Linked DNA regions of Homo sapiens: region 2 is linked to region 1. Evidence: chromatin loops called from intact Hi-C (ENCODE). Cell type or tissue: B cell. All regions are shown on one strand. Links, peaks and the distances in the headings refer to the core of each region. The heading gives the core; the rest is flanking DNA. Region 1 holds the start of RPS3A (ribosomal protein S3A). Region 2 overlaps TMEM154 (transmembrane protein 154).

What was found. Hi-C counts contacts between places; a loop is a spot of excess contacts. Peaks named below come from ENCODE experiments on the same cell type or tissue, not always from the same donor. Only the 100,000 strongest peaks of a DNase experiment are listed, where the experiment ranks them.
Region 2: a loop joins it to region 1, with 14 times the contacts of the local background. A loop is called at or near these places in 3 of 110 quality-filtered maps.

What each region holds. Positions count from the first base shown.
Region 1 is chr4:151,096,829-151,102,207 of GRCh38, reverse strand. It overlaps RPS3A (ribosomal protein S3A), which reads right to left and starts at 2,580. Exons shown (of 6, transcript NM_001006.5): 1 at 2,494-2,580; 2 at 1,620-1,723; 3 at 1,046-1,233. The coding sequence starts at 2,555. It overlaps SNORD73B (small nucleolar RNA, C/D box U73B), which reads right to left and starts at 151; the gene lies at 77-151. RefSeq lists enhancers at 1,657-2,240, 2,261-2,820, 2,241-2,825, 2,124-3,323, 3,601-3,670. In B cell, for the core only: a CTCF peak has its summit at 2,748; DNase peaks (open chromatin) are centred at 2,727 and 3,727; H3K4me3 peaks cover 2,385 bases; H3K27ac peaks cover 3,649 bases.
Region 2 is chr4:152,660,656-152,666,034 of GRCh38, reverse strand. All of the region lies in intron 1 of TMEM154 (transmembrane protein 154), which reads left to right. Among named protein-coding and RNA genes, the nearest start is that of TMEM154, 17 kb to the left of the region's middle. RefSeq lists a silencer at 47-106 and enhancers at 2,202-2,281, 2,372-2,441, 5,063-5,112. In B cell, for the core only: no CTCF peak of the experiment used is centred there; DNase peaks (open chromatin) are centred at 2,104 and 2,724; H3K4me3 peaks cover 3,134 bases; H3K27ac peaks cover 5,000 bases.

The DNA.
Region 1 (5,379 bases), core at 235-5,234:
AAAAAAACTAATCAAATACAATTTACAGCTAAGGGACCTTAAAATATTTCTAGAAATGTAAACCATAAAGCCTTAGAGGAATGTCAGGATAAATATAATGGTATAATCAGTATGTATCATTTGGGACTGAAACATTTTGTCATCATTCATTCCCACATACAAAATATTCGAACTGTGCCAGGTGCAGTGGCTCACACCTGTAATCCCAGCACTTTGAGAGGCTGAGGCGGGCAGATCACTTGAAGTCAGGAGTTCGAGACCAGCCTGGCCAATATGGTGAAACCCTGTCTCTACTAAAAATACAAAAATTAGCTGGGCGTGGTGGCGGGTGCCTGTAATCCCAGCTACTTGGGAGGCTGAGGCATGAGAATCCCTTGAACCCAGGAGGAGGAGGTTGCAGTGAGCAGAGATGGCGCCACTGCACTCCAGCCCGGACGATAAGAGACTCAATCTCCCAAAAACAAAAAACTCCCACAAAATATTCCAACTGGATAGTTAGCCAGACACATCTGAAATATTTTCATTTCATCCTCACAATTCAATAAAATGACACTCTTATCTGCACTTTACAAATAAAGAAACCGAGGCTTAGAAAACAAGTTACTTTCCAACGAGAACACAATAGGCAAATGGAGCCCAGATTTTAACCTCACTCCAGAGGCTCTGCCACAATTATGCTCTACTGCCACAGTTAATCAACATTCACTCAATTCTGAGGTCAAAAAACATCCTTAAGACAGGCAAAACCGCCCACCTGCACCTAAACGTTCCTCAAAAAACCACTAATCTATGCAGCAAGAAAATCTGACTTTGATGATACACCACTATTAAATCTTAGATTTAAATAGTAAGTAAAATATGGTGTGGCAACCCCAGAGTTAGCACTCAACAACGGCAAGAAAACAAAAATTTAAAATGAACTTTGTGGACATTTCACTGGTCTCAATAAATAAATAAAATGAACTTGCTCCTTCCAGTCATCAAACCATGCTATCCTTGGTCAAACACCCATAGCACAACCACTCTAAGGAACTTTGGGTCTCACCTGCCATTTTTTGACCATGGAACACATTTTGTCACGGGTAAGATCCATGCCATGGAAGTTAGTCAGGCAGTTTTTACCCTGAACATCTTCAGTAATCAGCTTGAATTTTCTAAATGCAACTTCATCATTCTGCAAATCAGCAAGACTCACTTCAAACACACGACCCTTGAGACCATCAGATGCAATTTCTACAAAAGAAAAAAACAAGTATCTTAACATTTAGGAACCATATAAGCAAAGTCAAGCCTGTAAACTGAGGGTAGAAATTAAGTTAATGGTAAATTATAAAGACCTTAACCTTTGTTATCAAATCTATCCAGACACCAGTGACTTATCAACAGTACTTATTTGAAGCTCAGAACTACCCATGGCACATTTTCTTAATTCAAAAAGCACCATCTTGCTTCTCTCCAAGTGCTGTACTAAAAATGATCACCACAGGTGCCAAGGCTGCAACCAAGAGCTGACATTTCCTTAAAGTCTCCCACCACAGGACCAACAACAGACCAAGATGCCTGCTACAATATACAAGCGCCAACTTAAGGAAAATACAAACCAAGAATAAGCTACTTACTGGTTCCTTGGGTCCTGGTGACGAGCGTCTTTCCAATATTTCTTATATTGAACATAGCAGGTGCTTTCACATCATACCAATCTTTCTTAGAAAATGGATCAACCCTGGATTTTAAGAAGATGCTTAAGTTCCATTGCAGATCAATTCTTACTGTATTTTTCACTGTTAATGGTATTTCCCATTAATATTTTAAAAAGCTAACCGGCAATTTGATACCAAAGTATATCTCACAGTGAGGTGAGGGGAACAAACATAAATCTAGCTCTTCCCACTGTACGTTTCACTGCATGCATCAGACTTTGAAAGGTTATGTCCACTTCCCACCCTCATCGGTCCATCCACTACACAGGCACTTAGAATAACATGCATCGGTCCTTCCACTACACAGGCACGAGTAACATGCAATCTCATTAACTTTGCTGGCACGTAATGGCATGTACTGGTAACTAAGAGACTGCATGGCCCCAAAGCTTAGCAGGAGCTCGCAGATTCCAGCGGGACCAAGCAAAGGCGAGATTGACGGGTCCTGAATGGATAGAAGGGTGCTTTCCTCAACTCCTGCTGTCGCAGTGCCATCAAACACTCGCAGAATTGAGGCAGCTCGTGAGCCCACAAAACTAACATTCCAGCCGAGTCGCGCCGGCAAGCCGGCTCAAACGCGACGCGCGCAAGGACCAGAAGGCCTGGGAAAGGCAGCCGACCTGCCGCTACTCAACACCGACCCTCCAGGCCGCGTTCCTGGGTGCACCAACCCGCCACGGCCCGCACAATCCGACTGGAATCCTCGCCATCCGGCCTACGCCGCGATCTAGGACCAGCCCGCCGATTCCAGCAGACCCCCAAAAAGCAAGACGCCACGACAGTCGCGACTTACACTTTCTTCTTGGCTCCCTTTTTGCCGCCTTTCGTAAGGCGCTTGTTCTTGCCAACCGCCATGGTGCTGGTCAGAGAGCCAAAAGGGCGGAAGTGGGAGTCGCGCGAGAACTTAGGCGTACGGGGGCGGGGCGCGCCGTCTACGTGACCTTTGCCCTGTTATTCTTCCGGCCTCAAGAATTCCGGGACAGTAGAGAGCGCCACTCTTTCTACTGTGGTTGCGACATCGCCATCGTGTGTGGGGAGGCCGCGCGGCATGCCGCGGGCTCACTGGAGGCTGCGCTGTGTAGACCAAGGCGTCGGTGGCCTGACGTGCAGGCGTCTGGTTACCTGTGGTTTCTGTGGCTGTGACGTCGGGAAGTAAGTTTCTGTAAAACGAGACGCCCACTCAACATCGTTCAAAGCTGAACTCACCGTCTAACCCCCAAACCTGCTTTTTGAGAGCATTGGCTTTGGAGTCAGTCAGCGGATCTGATTCAAATGCCGGTTTCAACAGGGCTTTGCTTGAGACCGACCTCTCCACGCTTGTTTCCTCATGCGTAATATGGGGGTGATAAAACGGTCGGCTTCATGAGGTTTCATAGGGCTAAATGAGCATCACTCCAGAGATGCTAGCGACGTTCTGCTTGTTGATGTGGATGCTGGTTCATCTCAGGTGTTGTTGCTTTGTGAACATTCACTAAGCTCTACGCTTATTTGTGTCCTTTTCTATATGTCTGTTATATATTGATTAAAAGGTTTTTTTAAAATAGAGTGAGACCGAACTCGTTGGCTCACACCTGTAATCCCAGCACTTTAAGAGGCTGAGGCAGGGGAATCAACTGAAGCCAGGAATTGGAGACTAGCCTGGGCCACACAGCCAGACCCCGTCTTTACAAGAAAATGATAAAATTAGCAGGGCGTTGGCCGGGCGCGGTGGCTCACGCCTGTAATCCCAGCACTTTGGGAGGCTGAGGCGGGCGGATCGCCTGAGCTCAGGAGTTCGAGACCAGCCTGGCCAACATAGTGAAACCCCGTCTCTACTAAACATACAAAAAATTAGCCGGGTGGGTGCCTGTAATCCCAGCTACTCGGGAGGCTGAGGCACGAGAATCTGAGCTCAGGAGGCGGAAGTTGCAGTGAGCCGAGATCGCGCCATTGCCTGGCCAACAAGAGTGAAACTGCGTCAAAAAAAAAAAAGTGAGATCTCCAAATGTTTCCATTTTTGCAACTAATCCAAACCCGCCTCCCCCATTTTTTTTAACTGTAGGGGTTAACAGAGCACATCCTGGCAAGGTGTGGCTGGCTAGCTCAAGTGTGCAGCCCTCGGAAAGCATCTGGCCCATACAGGCTTGGTACTCAGCCAGTGGTGTGTTGAGTTCCCTTCTCTAACTTCCCCTCTGGCAGAAAACCCTGTGACCAAGCCAAAACCAACCCTTACTTACAAGGCCCCCTGCAAGCTTTTAAACTTACAATCCCTTCCAGTCCTGCTAGCCTCCATCCCCTACCTCCCACTACACCCACCCCCCAAGACAACCTTCCTAAACCTCTAGTAGGGTCCTGAAATCTTTCAGTAATTCCATAAATCTCAGTTGCCTGGAGGATAAATTCAAAGTCTTAGTTTCATAATAGTATGAATGTACTTAACACTACTGAACTCTACACTTAAAAAAGGTTAAGGTAGCCCTGCCAGGTGTCTCAGGCCGCTAGTTCCAGGTATTCGGAAGGCAGAGGCAGGAGGATCACTTGAGGCTAGGAGTAGGACTCCAGCCTGGGCAACATAGTGAGACCCCATCTCTTTTTTAAAAAGATGATTAAGATGGTTAATTTGGCCAGGTGGTGGCTCATGCCTGTAATCTCAGCACTTTAAGAGGCCAAGGCAGGAGGTTTTCTTGAGCTCAGGAGTTTGATACCAGCCTGGGCAACATTACAAGACCTAATCTCAACTAAAAATAAAAAAAAATTAGCCCGGCTTGATAGCTCATGCCTGTAGTCCCAACTACTCGGAAGGCTGAGGTAGGAGGATCCCCAGCACTTTGGGAGGCCAAGGCAGATGGATCACTTGAGGCCAGGAGTTCGAGACCAGCCTGGACAACATGGTGAAACCCCGTCTCTACTAAAAATACAAAAATTAGCTGGGCGTGGTAGTGCACACCTGTAGTCTCAGCTACTCGGGAGGCTGAGGTACGAGAATCGCTTGAACCTGGGAAGTGGAGGCTGCAGTGAGCCGAAATCACACCACTGCACTCCAGCCTGGGCTGGACAGAGTGAAACTCCATCTAAAAAAAAAAAATATATATATATATATATATATGTATGTATATGTATATATTATGGGCCCCCAGTCTGCCTACTCCAGCATAAAAACCAAACTTACCTTCTTCCTGGTCTGATTCCTCTTTCTGCCCAAGAGTGAAAGCCACAGGGAGAGACCTTAATGAAGTCAGCTGCATCTAATTTATTTTAGCAGCACCAGCACCTAAGGGATTTGTCAGAGGTCTGTATTTCAATCCTCAACTTTGTTTTGTAGTAAAAGCTTTAAAAATTTTCTATTAATATTTTTCTGACCCTTTACATTAAATGGTGCAATCAGCAGTTTTAATGTAATTGTGTTGAATAAAAGTTAGGGGGTGTGAAATTAGTTTATTGGGTCTCAACCATCATTTAATATTTTCAGATAGAATAAAATGGAACAGGCCAGGCACGGTGGTTCACGCCTCAGCATTTTGGGAGGCTGAGACGAGTGAATCTTTTGAGCTCAAGAGTTGGAGACCAGCCTGGACAACATGGCAAAAAACGCTGTCTCTACAAAAAATACAAAAATGAGTCAGGTGTGGTGGTGACTTGTGGTCCCAGCTACTTAGGAGGCTAGGTGGGAGGATCGTCTGAGCCCGGGAGGTTGAGGCAG
Region 2 (5,379 bases), core at 93-5,092, 1.6 Mb before region 1:
CAGGATCGCTTGAGCCCAGTAGTTGGAGACCAGCCTGGGTAACAAAGTGAGACTCCCTGTTTCTACAGAAAATGCAAAAATTAGTCAGGCGTGGTGGCGCACGTCTGTAGTCCCACCTACTTGGTGGGCTGAGGTGGGAGGTTTGCTTGAGCCCAGGAGTGCAAGGCTGCAGTGAGCCATGTTCATACCACTGCACTCCAGGCTGGGCAACCAAGTGAGACCCTGTCTCAAAAAAAAAAAAAAAAAGCAAATTCTTGGGCCCCCTCCCAGACCTATTACATCAGAAACTGTAAGACTACGCCCAACAATCTGTGTTTTAAGAAGGGCTGTAGGTGTTTCCAATACACACTAAGGTTTGAGGACCGCTGTCTTAAAGCACCAATTAAAGCTATTGCTGATAGCTCTTCTATTAGCCATAACATTTTCTGGATATGCAGGGTTTAAACCCTGGCATGCATCTCTCTAATTCAGGCTTATTCAGGAAGGTGTGATTGTCACAGCCCTCTCTCATATCCTAGCTAGACTCTTCCAGGTTCTTGAGACTTCAGTGATGATTTTTAAGCTATTGTATTCTGGTGATAGAGTTGGCAGCTGCTAGGCAAGCCTTTGGCATCCAACTCCTTGACCTCTAATTTTTCTCAAATTCACCGAGGACCATAGAGAACAAGACAGGGAATGATCTGGTGTGGCTCAGGGGAGGCCAGAAGTGGGCAGGGTCTAGAGAAGTGAGACACAACTTCAGCTGCGTCCTGGAGCCACAAGGAGAACTGTAAAAATTATTGAGACCTGGGTTCTACCCCTAAATATTTAGATTGATCGATATTTAGAACAGGGTCTTGCTCGATTACCCAGGCTAGAGTGCACTGGTGTGATCATAGCTCATTCAGCCTTGGACTGGACTCAAGTGATCCTCCTGCTTCGTTCTCCCTAGAAGCTGCACCCTCAGGTATTTTGATGTAACTGAGTTTGGGGTATGGTGTGGGCATCAGGTTATTGAAAGATGCCTCAGTGATTCTATGGGCAGACTAGGCTGAGAACCACTGGAAGACTTCCTGGTTTGTTTTTCTCTCCTTCTTCTAATGCTAATCAGGCTCTTCATTATATACAGGAGAATGAAAAGGAGTCAGGCTTTTGGGTGTGATTTCTTGATCATCCTGAAATTCAAACATGTCAGTTACTCCACAACGCAGGGAAGAGTTTGAGGGCTTGACATCTGACATGTTTTCTTTCATTTTACCATCTTAACTATAAAATTGTTTAAATAATTTGCACATGGAGTTCACATAATTGACAAATGAAAGAATGGGGCATCTGACTGTGGTCCAACATACTTCATGACATCCTGAGTTTAGTAGCATTCTCTTGTCATTGTTTTATTTCACATTGTATTACTAATGTGACAGTCTTTCAGTAAGTTTATAATACTTTCTTCTTCTAACTTTAAAAGCTAGAGCTTGGTTGCAGTTTTATAACATATTTTTGTGTTTATTAATTAAGCTTTAAAAAAATTTTACTTTAAATTCCAGTGTGCAGGTTTGTTACATAGGTATATGTGTGCCATGGCGGTTTGCTACACCTATCAACCCATCATATAGGTTTTAAGCCCTGCATGTATTAGGTATTTGTCCTAATGCTCTCCCTCCCCTTGTACCCCCCCGCCACGACAGGCCCCAGTGTGTGTTGTTCCCCTCCCTGTGTCCATGTATTGTCATTGTTCAACTCCCACTTATGAGTGAGAACATGTGGTGTTTGGTTTTCTGTTCCTGTGTTAGTTTGCTGCGAATGATGGCTTCCAGTTTCATCCATGTCCTTGCAAAGGGCCTGATCTCATTCTTTTTTATGGTTGCATAGTATTCCACGGTGTATATGTACCACATTTTCTTTATCCAGTCTATCATTGATGGGCATTTGGGTTGGTTCCATGTCTTTGCTATTGTAAACAGTGCACGTATGTGTTGGTTGCACATTTGTTTCACTTTCAGAAAAAGAGAAGTTAGCTAGTTTGCTTCCTGGAGAAGCAGAGTCATTTCCATTTAGTGATAATGCCCTGAGCAGGGATAATGGGGACACTGTGCTGCCCAGCTGTTGGGGCTGCCAGGCGTTACCTCAAACATTTCTTCCCATTTACAAGGATTTCCCCATACATCCTCACCAGATGTGTGAAAGATGAATCCCAGATGTGTCTGCGTGAATATTGTCAATAAGTATTTGTAAGTGACTCTGTACACTGTGCAGTTTATTATCAAGTGATCTTAAGATTTTTGGATAAACAATAAAGTGAAGTATTGCAGCTTAGTTTCATCATTCACATGACTGACCACTTCCATTATCTCTTTAAAATGCTACATTATCTGACCAGAGAGAAAGAGAACTGGTGAAACGGAGAGAGACTTCCTGGGAGAGTTTGTGTTGCGGTCACTTGAGATGACTGTGACTTGGCCACCTAACAGCAGGGGCTTCTGCCAAATCTGCAGCTTATGAGGCTACCAGCCTCGGCCCTCACACCCAGTGATCTGGGAGTTTGGTCCCATGCAGGGCATGAAGCCACGCAAGACTGACCTTCACACACCTTTCTGCTTCTAACCTGTTGTGTTCCTTATTTCTTCTTTTCTATTCTTTTGCTTGTTAATGCCTCTCTCTTTGCCCTCTAACCCTGTGTCCTATTTCTGTCTTCTGTAGCTTTGCTAGTTTTACCTCTAGCCCCACCTCTTTTACCCTGAAATATGCCCAAATTTAGATAAGGAAGTAAAGTAGCAGTAAAATGAGGAAGTTATACCAGGCAGATTAACCTTCTGGGGAACAGCAGAGAAACAGGCAAGTACAGAGATGGGGGAAAGAGAACAGGTGATGGATGAAGAAAATAACAAAGACACAAATACCTGGCCCGTGTATGGTGCTTTATGGCTCCTAAAGCATTTTAACAGTTCTTATTTCATTTACTTTCATATGAACACTATGGGCTAGACAGAGCAGAAGGCCTACTTTTTTGGCTTTTAGGAAATGGAGAATTAGAGAGGGAGGGAATTCTTCCCAGGCCCCAAGGGTGCAGAGGGCAGCAGCCAGTCTCAAGCCTAGCTCTTCTGAATTCAAATCCTGTCTTCCTTCCACGATGCTATGGTTATGTCCTTGGAGTCCTGGAGCGCAGCACAGGGAAGTACCCCTGTGTGTTCTGGAGGGTTCACCTCCAGACTTATTTCCTGAAAGAGAGTTCTGCCTTCCTCCACAGTGGCTGGACTCCCAAAGTTGTAAAAGGTCACTTTCACCCAAGAAGCCCAGGATGCCGCCCGCAGGAAATCTCCATGGACGATTATGGGCCTTAGTCAGTGTTTCTTTAAACACAGTGGTTTTAGGGGGCCCCATGTCCACTGCATTAAGAGTGGCTGTTAACCCATAGGCCATGGGAGGGACACCTGTCATGTTTTGGGGGAAATCCCTTGAGCTGCCCTCCGCATCCATACTTTTGTGGCCTTTGGCACCTCCTCTGGTTTCCACCTTGTTGGTGTACACTTCTGATTTTCTTCCTAACTCTTACCTTGTCACCTTGGCAATCCACTCCTGGCTGCTGATCTGATTCTATGGCTCATCTTTGTTTGCCAGCTCACCTTTTGATGACATTTGATTCCTCCTTGCACAAACTCTTGGAGCTGATCCCCAGTGTTTTCAACTTTCCTCCCTTTGACATCCCAGACTCCCTGCACACCTGGTTCTTCCCTTAGTTTCTGTCAATTCTCATTATGTGGAAACTGGAGTACTAGGGTTGTCTTAGAGAATTTTTCTGATCAGACCACCAAGAGTAGTTTGATGCTGTCCCCTCTTACCCTGCACCTAACACCCTCTCATGCTCTCCCCATTTTTAGATACACTGTAGAACTTGCTTGCCTGTGTGCAAACTGAAGGATGAGCAGAGAGGTTTATTGCAGTATTGTTGGAAACACAACAGAACCTAAATCTCTGTCAATAGGAAAAGATTATAATACATTCAAACAATGGGGAAAAAAGCTCTCTATACAGTCATGGAATGATCTTCAAGATAAAATTTTAAGTGAAAAAAGCAAGGGGCAGAAAGTATATAAATTGTGCTACCATTTGTGTCAAAAAGAGAAAACAGGAAACAATACTTATACTTGTATATGCATAGAGTTTCTCTCAAAGGAGCAGAAACGGTGGTTACTTCTGGGCAAGGAAACTGAGTAACTTGGGGAAAGGGTGGTAGCGAAACTTCCTTTCTGAACTGAGTACCATGTGCAGATTACCTATTCAAAAACTACTTAAAAACAAGGTAGAACACTTTGGAATCAACAGAGATGTGGAAATAGATGGGACCTTGGGGATCACTCCTTAGTTGTACAGATTAGAGCATTAAGTCATCAAGAGAAAAGTAATTTGTCCAAATTCTATAAGTACAAAGTGGCAGAGCTATGACCAGACCCTCATCTGTTATTTGTCACCTATGCTTGAGGAAATGCACCTTCAAAACTCAGTAGAAATTAACAATATAAATGACAGGATTGCACCCCAGGGCAAGGGCAAGACATTCAAGATTCAGTTTCTTCATCTGTAAAATGTGGGCAATAAAGTTGTGAAGATCGAATTAGATAGCACATGTGTATCCTAGCAGCTAGCACATACTAAGCATTCAATACATCCCAGTTACTGTAATTTATTATTTTGAAGCTATCATAGAGTTGGGGGGAGAGAGAGAGAGAGAGAGAGAGAGAGAGAGAGAGAGAGAGAGAGAGAGAGAGAGAGAAAGAGAACAATCCCTTGATTCTCATTTATTTAAATAGCCACTAGAGAATCTGAGAGAGCAAATGATGCTTAATGCAGAAAACATATGTGAGGGCATGTGGGAGGGGGACATTGCAGAGAGAACTTTCAGCCTCTTTAACTCCACCGTTCCACCAAGGGCCACCTGTGAACAGCGTTGTCTCACGCTGAAAAGTAAATGTACACAGGCCAGGACCATCTGGTATGCTTCTTTCCGTTTCTCTTTTATTCCCGATTGTCTAGATGTCCCCATTATTCTTGTTAGCTTGTTTCCTTTCCTATTTTCTCTTTTCCCGGGGCCACGGGTCAAATGGTGACTAAGATGCAAAGTGTTCTTCTAGGGACTTCATTCACCTTCCTCAGAGAGGTGCTGAAAAGACCCTGTCCTTCTGGGCAGCTTTTCTGGCAACGCATCTGAGCTGAGGAGCCTTAGCAAGAGCCCCAGTAAAGCCGAGGTTTCTGGGAACCCTTTCCTCTGTCCTGCCTTGTGCCAGAAAGCCACCTCCTAGTATAGGCGGAGGAATGGGAGCAGGAGGTTCCCTCTCATTCACCACTTTATGGCCAAACTTTATGATTTGCAAGCATTGCATTCCTCCCTGAGGGAGGGAAAAC